Regions from separate parts of the Homo sapiens genome. Here regions 1, 3 and 4 are each linked to region 2. The links are chromatin contacts, found by Hi-C or POLR2A ChIA-PET in ENCODE. All regions are on one chromosome and are shown on one strand. The core of a region is the stretch at or near the end of the contact, and the rest is flanking DNA. Distances in the headings are between cores, read along the strand shown. Region 1 has its middle 110 kb from the start of BCL2L14. Region 2 has its middle 33 kb from the start of LINC01252. Region 3 holds the start of BCL2L14 (BCL2 like 14). Region 4 has its middle 90 kb from the start of BCL2L14.

Region 1 (2,700 bases), core at 161-2,660, 380 kb before region 2:
AAGAGCTGACGTGGTCCTCACGATGTGCCAACCCCTTTAACCAAAGCTTTGATGTGCCATTTAGTTGTTGGAGGGACGCATATTGTCATCAATCCCATTTTCCAGGTGAAGAAATAGAGGCTCAAGGACATTAAATGCACCAAAGTCTCACAGCTGCCAGGAGTGGAGCTGGGCTTTGACCCTAGGCTGTTGGAGTTGGGTTGGGATTGCCTCTCCCTCCCAGTGCCTTCCCTGACCCTTCTGTCCTCACCCCCTCCCCATGATGCCGCTGCCTTTATTCTCAGCGCTGGCCTAGAAGGGATCTTGTATGAGGGAGGAGGACAGGCGGTGGTGGGTGGTCAGGACACCTGGACTCTGGTTCACACCCTGCCACTACCCAGGTGACCTTGGGAGGGCCGCTTACCTTCCTGTTTGTTTAGGTGCTGATTCATTGTTTCTGAATCTGCCACATGGGCCGTTTCTTCCTAAAACTCAAGGAAACTGTGCCACATCATGAAGGAGTCCCACTCCGCCACCAGTAGGACAGAACTGTAGTAAAAACAAAGTAGAACAAAGTAAACAACCAAGAAAAGAAAACAACCAAAAAGCAAAGCACCTACTGGGAAATGCCTCTCTCTCCTGGGGATTTACTTTCCTGGAAGGTCTCCCAGGCGCGGGACTCAGTACAAAGTATGTCTTTCACTGGACCAGGGAATGTCTATTAAGGGGTGCTCTCTTTGTGGTGCCCACCACCAACATTATAATAGGTTTTATTGGACTCTTCCTACTCACTGTGTATTTACACCTTCACAAAAATACAGATAATCATGCCCAGATGGCTGTTTGGTTTCCAGTTGAAACAACCATGTGATGTGATGTGTCGATGTGGGCCAGAGGTTTCAGCTGTGAATCATTTCTGGGTTTCCTGCTGTTATGGTGAGGTGGTGAGGCATCCTCGGGTTTCCCAGGGAGTCTCTGTGCTAACACTTCCCCCTCCAGAAACAATGAGGATAAAAGAAGTCTCCCTACCAGGGAGCCACGTTTACCACCGAGAGCTTTACCTTATAGCTCAGGGTGGGCGAGGCGAGTGTCAAGGATTTCTTTCCAAGATGCTTCTAAATCACAAGAGGATCTTAGGGGAGTTGAACCACTGTAAGAGTCTCACCCTTCATCTCTGTTTCATTTTTAGAAGAGACTCCTCCACGTGAGAGGCAAATGCACTAAGGCTTGGTATTGTCACATATGCTGGAAAACTTGCCTGAGTGTCCTGAGGGTCTCACAGGCTTTTCAATTTGTAGATTGCAAGAGAAGGCATTCTTTCAATTGGCTTAGCCAGACTGCAAACAGCTCAGAAGAAATGATCTGTTCCCTTATTCATTCCACAAGCATGCCTTGAGCATCTGCTAGGTGGGGCTATACAGATAAAGACACAGTTCCTTCAAGGAGCTCACAAGATGGCTAGGAAGTGTCTTCCATAAACCTGTCAATATGCAGACACAAGTGCAATATCAGAGGCGAATTCAAGGAGCGATAGAGGGAGAAACTGATTGTCTTGGGTAGGATGACAAGAGAAGGACATTCCAGGAAAAGAGCACAAAGAAAGGAAGGATAGAGAGATCCAAAGAGCTGCCACCTGGGAGGAGTTCATTGTGGCCAATGCAGAAAGCGAATTTATAGGTCAGGAGAGTATTGGGGGCTGGAAAACTAGATTGGGCGGATTATGAAGGGGTTTGCCAACCTGACTCAAAGAAGTGCGAATGAAGGCAGTAAAGAGGCAGGAGGCTGAAGGCAGGTCCAGTGGATTGAGGGGCCCAGAAGGGTTAAGATGGGAGAAAATGAATATTAATAAATTTATGAAGGAAATATTAATATTAATAGCAGTAAACATTATTGAATACTTTCTATGTGCATAGTAATGTGGCTAGGTGCTGCATTCACATTTAATACAGTTACTCAAAGAGATGGGTCCTGTAATTTTTTTTTTTTTTTTTTTTTTTGAGACGGAGTCTCACTCTATCTCTAGGCTGGTGTGCAGTGGTGCGATCTTGGCTCACTGCAGTCTCCGCCTCCCAGGTTCAAGCAATCAAGCAATTCTCTGCCTCAGCCTGCTGAGTAGCTGGGATTATAGGCACACACCACCATGCCCAGCTAATTTTTGTATTTTTAGTAGAGACGGGGTTTCACCATGTTGGCCAGGATGGTCTCGATCTCTTGATCTTGTGAACCGCCTGCCTCAGCCTCCCAAAGTGCTGGGATTACAGGCATGAGCCACCATGCCCAGCCAATTATGTGTGTTTTTTTTTTTTTGTTTTTTTGTTTTTTTTTTTTTTTTTTGAGATGGAGTCTCACTGTCACCCAGGCTGGAGTGCAGTGGCGCAGTCTCGGCTCACTGCAAGCTCCGCCTTCCGGGTTCACGCCATTCTCCTGCCTCAGCCTCCAATTATCTTTTATTTAACAGATGAAGAGACTGAGGCTTATGGAGGTAACAGAAATAAACTTCTCAAAGTCCCATAGATAGGAAGAAGACAGCAGCTGGCTCAAACCTTGGTTGTCTTATGCAAGGGAGAAATAAGAAATGTAAAAAAAGGAAAAGAAAGTCAATTTACTTGCCTTCAGTTATTTCTCTGACCATTTAATTATACACCACTCATTTAAAAATATTTTATTTATCCTGGCCAACGCTTTTTCCTCCAAAATCTTTGGTAGAAAGTTTAGTCTTTG
Region 2 (2,700 bases), core at 175-2,674:
GGTTAAAAAAAATACAACTAATCAAAGAACGATAGTCTACTCATAAATGCCTTCCTTATAAACACCAACATTCAAAGACAAATAATTTCTTTTAAAACTGGAATTCTAGCTGTGGTGTTTCTAATCTTGAGTTTTTTTTTTTTAACCCTGAGATTTAATAAAAGTCTCCAAAAGCGATGAGAAAAATTTAATTCAGTAGAGAATAAGGATGTAGGTTGTCAAAAGGGTGAGTAGAGAAAATTAATCTAGTAGGATGCTTTATTAATATTACTAAAACTAATTAAAATGACAATAGTAATGATGGGATAAGAAGAGAATATGGCCATTTCAAATGATGACATTTTTCTAGTTTAGGTGAGTTGTCAAAATTCCTTCCTTCCTTCCTTCCTGCCTGCCAGCCTGCCTGCATTCAGTCAACACATATACCCAGCATGTGTCAGGCACTGTGGTAGGTGCTGGGATACAAATTCCTTCTTATGAGATATTCACTGATAGCTAAATAAAATCCCACCAAGGAAAGTTACAGCGCAAAGTCTCCAAGATGAACTTTCGTGTTGCCTTGCAGCCTTGTTTTACTTCAGTTGTCTAGTGCTGCCACCTGCTGGGCATTTTCTTTTTCTTTTCTTTTATAAAATTTTATATCCATAGTTTTTAGGGGTCTATATGGTTTTTGATTACAGGGGTAAGTTCTTTAGTGGTGATTTCTTAGACTTTGGTGCAATGCTTGGTATTTTCCTTCTCAGTGAGTTTAACTACAGGTGTGGACAGAGAACCCAGAATTTATTTTATTTTATTTTATTTTATTTTATTTTATTTTATTTTAGAGACGGTATCACTCTGCTGCCCAGGCTGGAGTGCAATAGCACGATCATAGCTCACTGCAGCCTCAAACTCCTGGGCTCAAGTCATCTTCCCACCTCAGTCTTCCTAGCAGCTGGGACTACAGGTGTGCACTACCTCGCCTGGCTAATTTTTTAATTTTTTTGTAGAGATGGGGTCTTGCCATGTTGCCCAGCCTGGTCTTGAACTCCTGACCTCAAGTGTCCCACATGCCTTGGCCTCAGAGTGCTGAGATTGCAGGTGTGAGCCACTGCACCTGGCCTAGAACCCAGAATTTCTTAGGAAAGGAAGGACGGTGAAGAGGGCATTTCCATGTCTGCATGCTGGACTATCCATTTTTCTTGATGAGTACACATTCTCTCTTCCTCTCCACCTAATTCCATGGTGGTACCAGCCCTAACTTCTCCAGAATTACAGGCTCCTCTCTTGCTGGGTGCTGACTCATCTGCCCAATATGCCTAGGGCAATTGCCTTACTTCTCTCTCTCCCACAGAGTTTTGCTACTGAGCTTGTTTGGAGAAAGTTTTGGCCTTCTTTGGCCTTCTTTGGCTTTCTTCCCATTCTTGTGGGAGTTGGAGATTCTTGCCAAGACACTGGAGGTGTGTGCCCAAGTTGCTTAACATGGGCAGGCAGAGGCCAAAAGCCCTCGCAGCAAGCACTTCCACACAATTTTGAATCTGTTCTCACTTCTGCATGTGGGGGCAGTGTTGTGGGTGTTGGGGGTTTACTACTTCCTCATGGGTGGTCTAGGATCAGGTCCTCTGGGCTTCTTCAAAATGCTGCACAAAGTTGCAGCATTGGGGATTAAGTATGAAGTAGGTCATTTGCTTTGCAGCATTACTTCCTGAAGTGAGTCAAATGCATTCTGAGATGGTTTAATCCCTAAAAAGGAGCTCAATGACACCAAGTTCACCACTTACTCAGTGTCACGCCTCATTCTGCTCTGCTTCAAGCTTTGGTTTCCCAAGAATTGCTAATGTTTTATCCAGAAAAGATTAATCAAGTGTACAATACTTGCTCGGACACAAAATCATAGACATCACCATGTCCCATTGCTTGTCATCACATGAAAAATTATTCTGGATTTAAGTTGATAAGAATAACTCTTGGAATATTGAATACACATTTTAAAAATGAAATGCTTAATTTTATGCTTTTTACCCTCACTCAAATCATGTAATGGAAAATGTACTAAAGTAGGCACACATATTTCTTTATATCTAGTAGGCCCCCGCCCCCAAAACTCTCCTCTTCAGAAACCCCAGCTTATCCTTCCTGACTTTGAAACTTCAAGGGCATATCCTGAGCTCAGGGATTGTGCACTGAACTGGGAGAAGAAGGGTGGAATGGCACAGTATTAAACAAATTAATTGCTGAATTTCTTCTGTGACCTTCTGTTTCTTGACTCATTTTCTTTCTTCCTTTAGCTTGACAAATCATGCCATCAACTCCTTCAGCTCTCTCTCCATTCTCAGGCTCTAATTCGTGTTCTCCTTTCCTCTCTTTCCTAGCTACAATTAGTAGCAGTTATGAACCGTCTTTCACACAGCCTGGAACCCTCCATATCTCTGCACTGTTCTTGGATGTAGCCCAGGGTGGTTAGCCTTATTTCTTTCCTTTATCCCATTTTTTAAGGATGAAGTGATTTCCCTGAAAAAGGTTACTATGGAAATTGGTATAGACCCCAGATACTCCCCACATGTGCTCCATCCAGTAGATTAATGCCTCTCACAATGAAGTTATGATGTCTCATGTGGTCTTGAGGATAAAAGAAGATCTTGAGAAAGGGGAATGGGGAAGCCTAGAGGTAGGGGATAATAAGAAATTAGGGGAAAGGCTGGGCGCGGTGGCTCATACCTG
Region 3 (2,700 bases), core at 174-2,673, 490 kb before region 2:
CTGAGAGGCCGGCTGGGAAGGCCACACTGCAACGAACACCTACATTCCAGGTATTGGCAGACGCACTGTCGCACGGTTCTCGCTCTGCGGACTCACTTGTTGAGGTGAGATTTCACTTCCCTCCCGGTGGGTGGCAGCTAACGGATAAGCACACAGAGGAAACTGCAGCAAGCACCTCGTGTTTCCACACACAGAGGCGGCCACCACCCAGTGCCCCAGTTACGCTGGACACCTGGTTCGCTGTGCCTCTGCCTGTCCCAGCGGTGAGGGGTGTGGAGAATCCCTTGGTGGCTGTCCCAGCAGAAGAGCTGACTTCATGTGCTCAGGACACACAGTTGAGGCCTGAGTGGATCTCGTGGGCACTGACACTCATCCCCACGGAGCCTCCCACAGCACATCCTAAGCTCAGCTTGGTTCTGTTGTCCGGAGCCTCCCCTTCTGCCCCTCTCCTCTCCCCCTCACTTCAGACCTCTCAGGCTCTTCGTGCCTTCTGCCTGGACTGTTCTTTAATACTAAAGGTGAAATGAGGAATGAGAGAAAGTGCCTTAACTTCCCACAATAGAAGCTGAATGCTAGACAGAGCCTCAGGTCATATTCACCAAACAGAAGGTCCGAGGCTCTGATTGTGGAAAGAAGGGGACAGGGAGCTCAGGGAGGAGGGAGCTTTCTAGAGGGGAGAGAGGAGAGAGAAGGGTCTTCCATTTACCTGTGCCTTAGACTCAAGGAATTCTCTGGGGGTCTAGACCTCCTGCGGATGAGTGCCCAAGTTCCCACGAGGTACTCAGGACTCTGATCTCAAACCAGGAATTCCCATGCTGGCTTCAGTCCCTGAATCCTCGTGGTCTCCAGCTTGGGCAGTGGTGTCCCTGGCCACGGAATGGCTGTCATGTCATTGCATACCTCCCCAGATACATAAGCAGAGAAGACTGAGTAACGTCACATACCTCAACCAGTAATGTGTTCTTAACTGAATGTCCCAAACCCTTTGTAGCAAAAGAGAAATGAAAGAGAAACCTAAATAACCTTTCTTCGTCTTTCCTGGAAACCCCGCTAAACTAGATTCTCAATGTCATTTTGTGTCCTGAGACTTACATGATAAGAACTTTGTAATAAACCCAGTAAAGAGCTCCCTGAATTAGACTGCCTCATTTGGCAAACAGCTAAAGACCAGGCTGTGTCCTCCTGCAAAGGCTGAGGATGAAGACTGGTGCCTCCTGGTGTTACCTGGTCTGGAAGCTGTCTGTGATTTCTTCTGCTTCAGGTCAGGTGGCAGTAAGGATATTTCTATACCTGAGTCTCTCTCCACGAAACTTAAGAGGAAACTTTCAACAGGTCTTCTTGGCTTGTCGTTTGGAAAGACTCAGGTAGTTTAGAGCCCCAGGCTCTAAACTTTCTTCAGGTTTAGGACTCAGCCTGAAAAGAGGCTTAAAGAAGGAGAACCACTTCCTTATTACGCCCTGCCCCTGGCTTTTTAATTGAAGGAGGGGCTGATCTTTGCCCGTGTAATTTGACTCTAAAAGGAATTCTATATCCATTACCTAGCACTCTTCCTGCCCTTTGGGATAACTAGGTGGGTGTTCTGATACTTCTTTACTATCCTTATCAGTTGTTAGTTAAACAAATGTTTACTGACCGCCTAACATGGTACAGGTACTGTACACATATTTAATCTTTTTTTTTTTTTTGAGACAGAGTTTCACTCTGTTGCCCAGGCTGGAGTGCAGTGGTGCGATCTTGGCGCACTGCAACCTCCGCCTCCTGGGTTCAAGCGATTCTCATATCTCAGCCTCCTGAGTTTCTGGGATTACAGGCTTGCACCAGCACGCCTGGCTAATTTTTGTATTTTTAGTAGAGACAGGGGTTTCACCATGTTGGTCTCGAACTCCTGGCCTCAGGTGGTCTGCCCTCCTCGGCCTCCCAAAGTGCTGGGATTACAGGCGTAAGCCACTGCGCCCGGCCAACATATTTAATCTTAACAACATTGAGAGGCAGGCGTTACGATTCCCATTGCACAGATGAGGAAACTGAGGCTCAGAGAGGTGAAGTATCTTGCTACGGATCCCTATCAGTTGAGCTGAGATCCAAATCGTGCTCTTTCTGGCTTTACACTCTATCATGTCACCTCTCCTATGTGACTCAAAGATTGTGTTCAAGTGGAACCACTGGAAAAGTGTTCAAAAAGGAATCTAAGCACAGCCATAGTAAAAACCACAAAAACCCACTGAAAGGCCAAATGTCATAACTTTAGAGATGGAATTCCCTATTATATGAAATAGGAAACAGTTACATCTGATTTTATGCTCTTTCCAGAGTCTTAAGTGAAATAGATATATATGGCCATGCTTGAGATCATAAACCCTGGACCGCTGGTCAAACTGTGACGATGAAGGAAGTGTGAATAGTGAAAGGGGAATTAATGCTATTTTCGTAAAAGTGGGGAAGAATGGGTCATTTAAATATTAGGCAAACAGATCCACAAGAGACAAACAGATGGTAGTTATGGGAAAGTTAGATATTTAGTAACTCGAGGTGAATTTTCACCAGCAAACTAATATTTTTTGCACCAGTGAGGTCAATGTAGAGGGTATTAAAGAAATACTAAGAATGATTTTTCTCTTTTTATAAAAACTTGCCACCTTTTTTTTTTTTTTTTTGAGACGGAGTCTTGCTCTGTCGCCCAGGCTGGAGTGCAGTGGTGCG
Region 4 (2,700 bases), core at 14-2,513, 400 kb before region 2:
CAAAAGATGGGGGATGAGTGTTCTGTCAATGGTTTTAACCAAGTTGAGCTCCTTCATTTCTTTCCAGCTTAGTTTCCATGAGGGCCTGCCAGGTACAATAACATACAGCAAGGACTAAAGAACCATACAGCTAGACAGTAATTTGTCTTCATGACATCACTGAGAGACATTCAGGCAAAAAGGCTGTTACTAGTGTGGGGGCATTGGCAAGAGGATCAGCTTTTGAAGTCTGGACAGTGTGGTTGGGGGCCAACAGTCTTGGGCTCTGCCACCAATTCTGTGGGGCCATGGGCAGGTTGCTCATCCTCTCTGAGGCCTCCATCTATTCACTGAAGGATAAAGATATTGACACAATCTCCATGGTCCTCCTAGGCTTTAACATGCCATGCATCTATTTATCTTGGGAAGATACATTATGAAGTCAGAAGGTCAGAGGATGGATAGAAGGTTATATGTATGGTAGAGTTGGAATTTCTTGTTTCTGAATGGCACTGTGGTCTTTTGGGTAAGCATGTTCTTTGCTGGGCGGTCTTGATTTTCTATGGGGAGGATTGAAAATCCAAGGGAAAGGAAAAGAGGGTTGACAGAAGAGAATGACTTCTTCCGGTGCCAAAAAAGCTCTGTTCCATAGCAGTAATAATTTCAACAACTGCTGTATCCTGTGTGACCTTGGTATCTCTTGGGGGGTAGAGTTGGAGAAGGAATGGTTCCTCAGTTTCTGATGCTGTTTTGTTGGCTTATTTCCTTCAAAAGCCTTCCCTTGAAAGCCTGGCTTAGTTTACAGTCAGCCAGCCTGACACTGGCTCTGAGCTAGTCCTGACCCATTCTGATAATGCCTAGGCCCCTCCCCACTGCCATGGTGATGGAGATGGGCTGAGGAGCTGGGTGGCATTTCTATCCTAGTGATACAAGAGTCCGTAGGGTTCTTTTGCCCTTCCAGAAATGACGCCAAGGGCAGGATTCCCAGGCGGCCACCAGGGAGCCAGATCTTGTTTTGTCTCCAGCTTGGTTGGCAGACTTAAGAGGCTGAGATGAGCATCTGAAGTTCGGAGTGCTTCAGGCTGATTCAAAACTTAAGCTGGGTTCTTTAAAATTTTGAGTGAATTGTCACCAACGTGCAAAATGTACATACGTGCTCTTTCAAAAATGACTAATCTCCACCCAACCACACTATTTCCTTTCTTGCTGCCCACATTTTAACACCACAAGGGTGGTTCTATTTATTGTCAATAAGGCACTGCTTAGATTTCTTAGATCTGAAAATGAAAATAAATGCCTCAGTTTGTATATGAAGTGACGTGAGTTATTATGCATGCAGAAAGTAATTGTGAAAAACTGGAAATAACCTAAACTTCCATCAATGGGGTGTTGGTTAAGTAATTTATGGTAATTTATAAATGAAATATAAGGCAGAATTTAAAATGATGATATAGACATATCTTTGTTGATGAGGAAAATTGTTCTAATGTGAAAAGTGGTATGTAATAGATGACCCCATTTTTGCAAAAATAAATAAATAAATAAATTGCATATACTGTAAATTTGAAAAAAATCTGTAAGCGAGAACTCACCTAGGCATTTGTAGTTGAGAGATGAGAACAAGAATTTCTGGTGTTCAAATGGCCTTAACATTTTCTCAGAGCCTTAAAATTTTCACGACACTGTTTAGGTAGCAGCACCTTGATTTCCAATGCCCAAAGTAGTCCATGTATAAAGGATTTGAATGGCAGCTAATTAGGGGTGATGGGGTTTTAGATGGTTGTGTTTTCTACTCACTAGATTGATTCCCCCCACACACAATAAGCATGTATTGCCTTTGAAATATAATAGTAAACATAAGATAATCAGGAGAACATCCTTTGCTTGTTATGTTTTGGTTGAAATTAATTTAAACCTCGTATAGTTCAAACTGCTACATCTCCTTCCTCCCCTCACTCCCCTTTTGTCTCTAAGTTCTTTATACTCAGTTATTTTGCATAATCGTGTCCCCTTCCAATTAATGGTGATGTCTTGACACATCGCAGGTTGGGAGGAACTTTCCAAAAAGAAAACTTGTTCTTTCTCTATTTAGCCTTATAATGCTGACTTCTTGGCATTCTGGCTCACCTGCAGGGGTTGTGCATGTGGTCTGGGAAGCCAAAGGAGAAAATCAGAAGTAGTCAGAAGAGGAACTGGTCAAGATTTAACCAGTGGAGATTTAACCATCACAGTGGATAATAGAATTGCTATTCTCAATTCATCACAGCACTTAAAGAGAATTATTCATCAACACCCTTGCTGTGACCTCATGGTGGGAGGAGTGTCCTTCTTGCCCCTTAACTTTGGGTTTGGCCAAAAAGAATACTTGTTAGATGTGATGGCAGAGGCTTGAAAAGAGCTTGCGCATTAAAGCTTGATCTTTTTGTATCTCAGTGACCATGATGGGAAGAACTTTCCCCAGGCAGCTGTTATCCACTCAGCTTAGGCCCAGAATGAACACGCTTGCCTACAGCTCAACCTATAGGCTGGAGCTAAGGACAGGTTGGCGTTAAGCACAGCCGAACTGTAGCCTTGCTCAGCCTAGAGCCGCTGAACCACAGTCAGTCTTGCAGACCTGTAGACGTGAGACTAAATTCTTGTGTTGTTGTTGTTGTTGTTTTTGAGACAGAGTTTCGCTCTTGTTGCCCAGGCTGGAGTGCAATGGCGTGATCTTGGCACACT

Evidence for each region. A loop is a pair of places that touch in the nucleus more often than their neighbours do. ChIA-PET counts read pairs that join two places held with the same protein, here RNA polymerase II (POLR2A). Pooled maps may share reads with other maps.
Region 1: a pooled map shows a loop between it and region 2 (4-fold over the local background). The contact joins two enhancer-like sites. A Hi-C loop is called at or near these places in 8 of 50 pooled maps. POLR2A ChIA-PET finds 5 or more read pairs at or near these places in 3 of 52 experiments (B cell, BJ and WTC11).
Region 3: a map of CD4-positive, alpha-beta memory T cell shows a loop between it and region 2 (7-fold over the local background). The contact joins the promoter of BCL2L14 here to the enhancer-like site in region 2. A Hi-C loop is called at or near these places in 1 of 168 maps with a recorded cell type or tissue (CD4-positive, alpha-beta memory T cell), 5 of 37 single-sample maps with no recorded cell type and 9 of 50 pooled maps. POLR2A ChIA-PET finds 5 or more read pairs at or near these places in 3 of 52 experiments (OCI-LY7, activated CD4-positive, alpha-beta T cell and naive thymus-derived CD4-positive, alpha-beta T cell).
Region 4: a loop to region 2 is called in a pooled map, with 4 times the contacts of the local background. The contact joins two enhancer-like sites. A Hi-C loop is called at or near these places in 2 of 37 single-sample maps with no recorded cell type and 6 of 50 pooled maps.

The regions. Positions count from the first base shown.
Region 1 is chr12:11,957,066-11,959,765 of GRCh38, reverse strand. No RefSeq gene overlaps it. Among named protein-coding and RNA genes, the nearest start is that of BCL2L14, 110 kb to the left of the region's middle. RefSeq lists an enhancer at 1-1,191 and a silencer at 1,157-1,451. Within about 2 kb of position 1,410, at least 4 of the 41 ENCODE cell types and tissues checked have a DNase peak (open chromatin) inside an H3K27ac peak, as active enhancers do.
Region 2 is chr12:11,579,260-11,581,959 of GRCh38, reverse strand. No RefSeq gene overlaps it. Among named protein-coding and RNA genes, the nearest start is that of LINC01252, 33 kb to the right of the region's middle. Within about 2 kb of position 1,424, at least 11 of the 41 ENCODE cell types and tissues checked have a DNase peak (open chromatin) inside an H3K27ac peak, as active enhancers do.
Region 3 is chr12:12,069,662-12,072,361 of GRCh38, reverse strand. BCL2L14 (BCL2 like 14) reads right to left here and starts at 1,423. Exons shown (of 6, transcript NM_138723.2): 1 at 1,225-1,423. RefSeq lists an enhancer at 1,127-1,216 and a silencer at 2,586-2,700.
Region 4 is chr12:11,979,799-11,982,498 of GRCh38, reverse strand. No RefSeq gene overlaps it. Among named protein-coding and RNA genes, the nearest start is that of BCL2L14, 90 kb to the left of the region's middle. Within about 2 kb of position 1,263, at least 5 of the 41 ENCODE cell types and tissues checked have a DNase peak (open chromatin) inside an H3K27ac peak, as active enhancers do.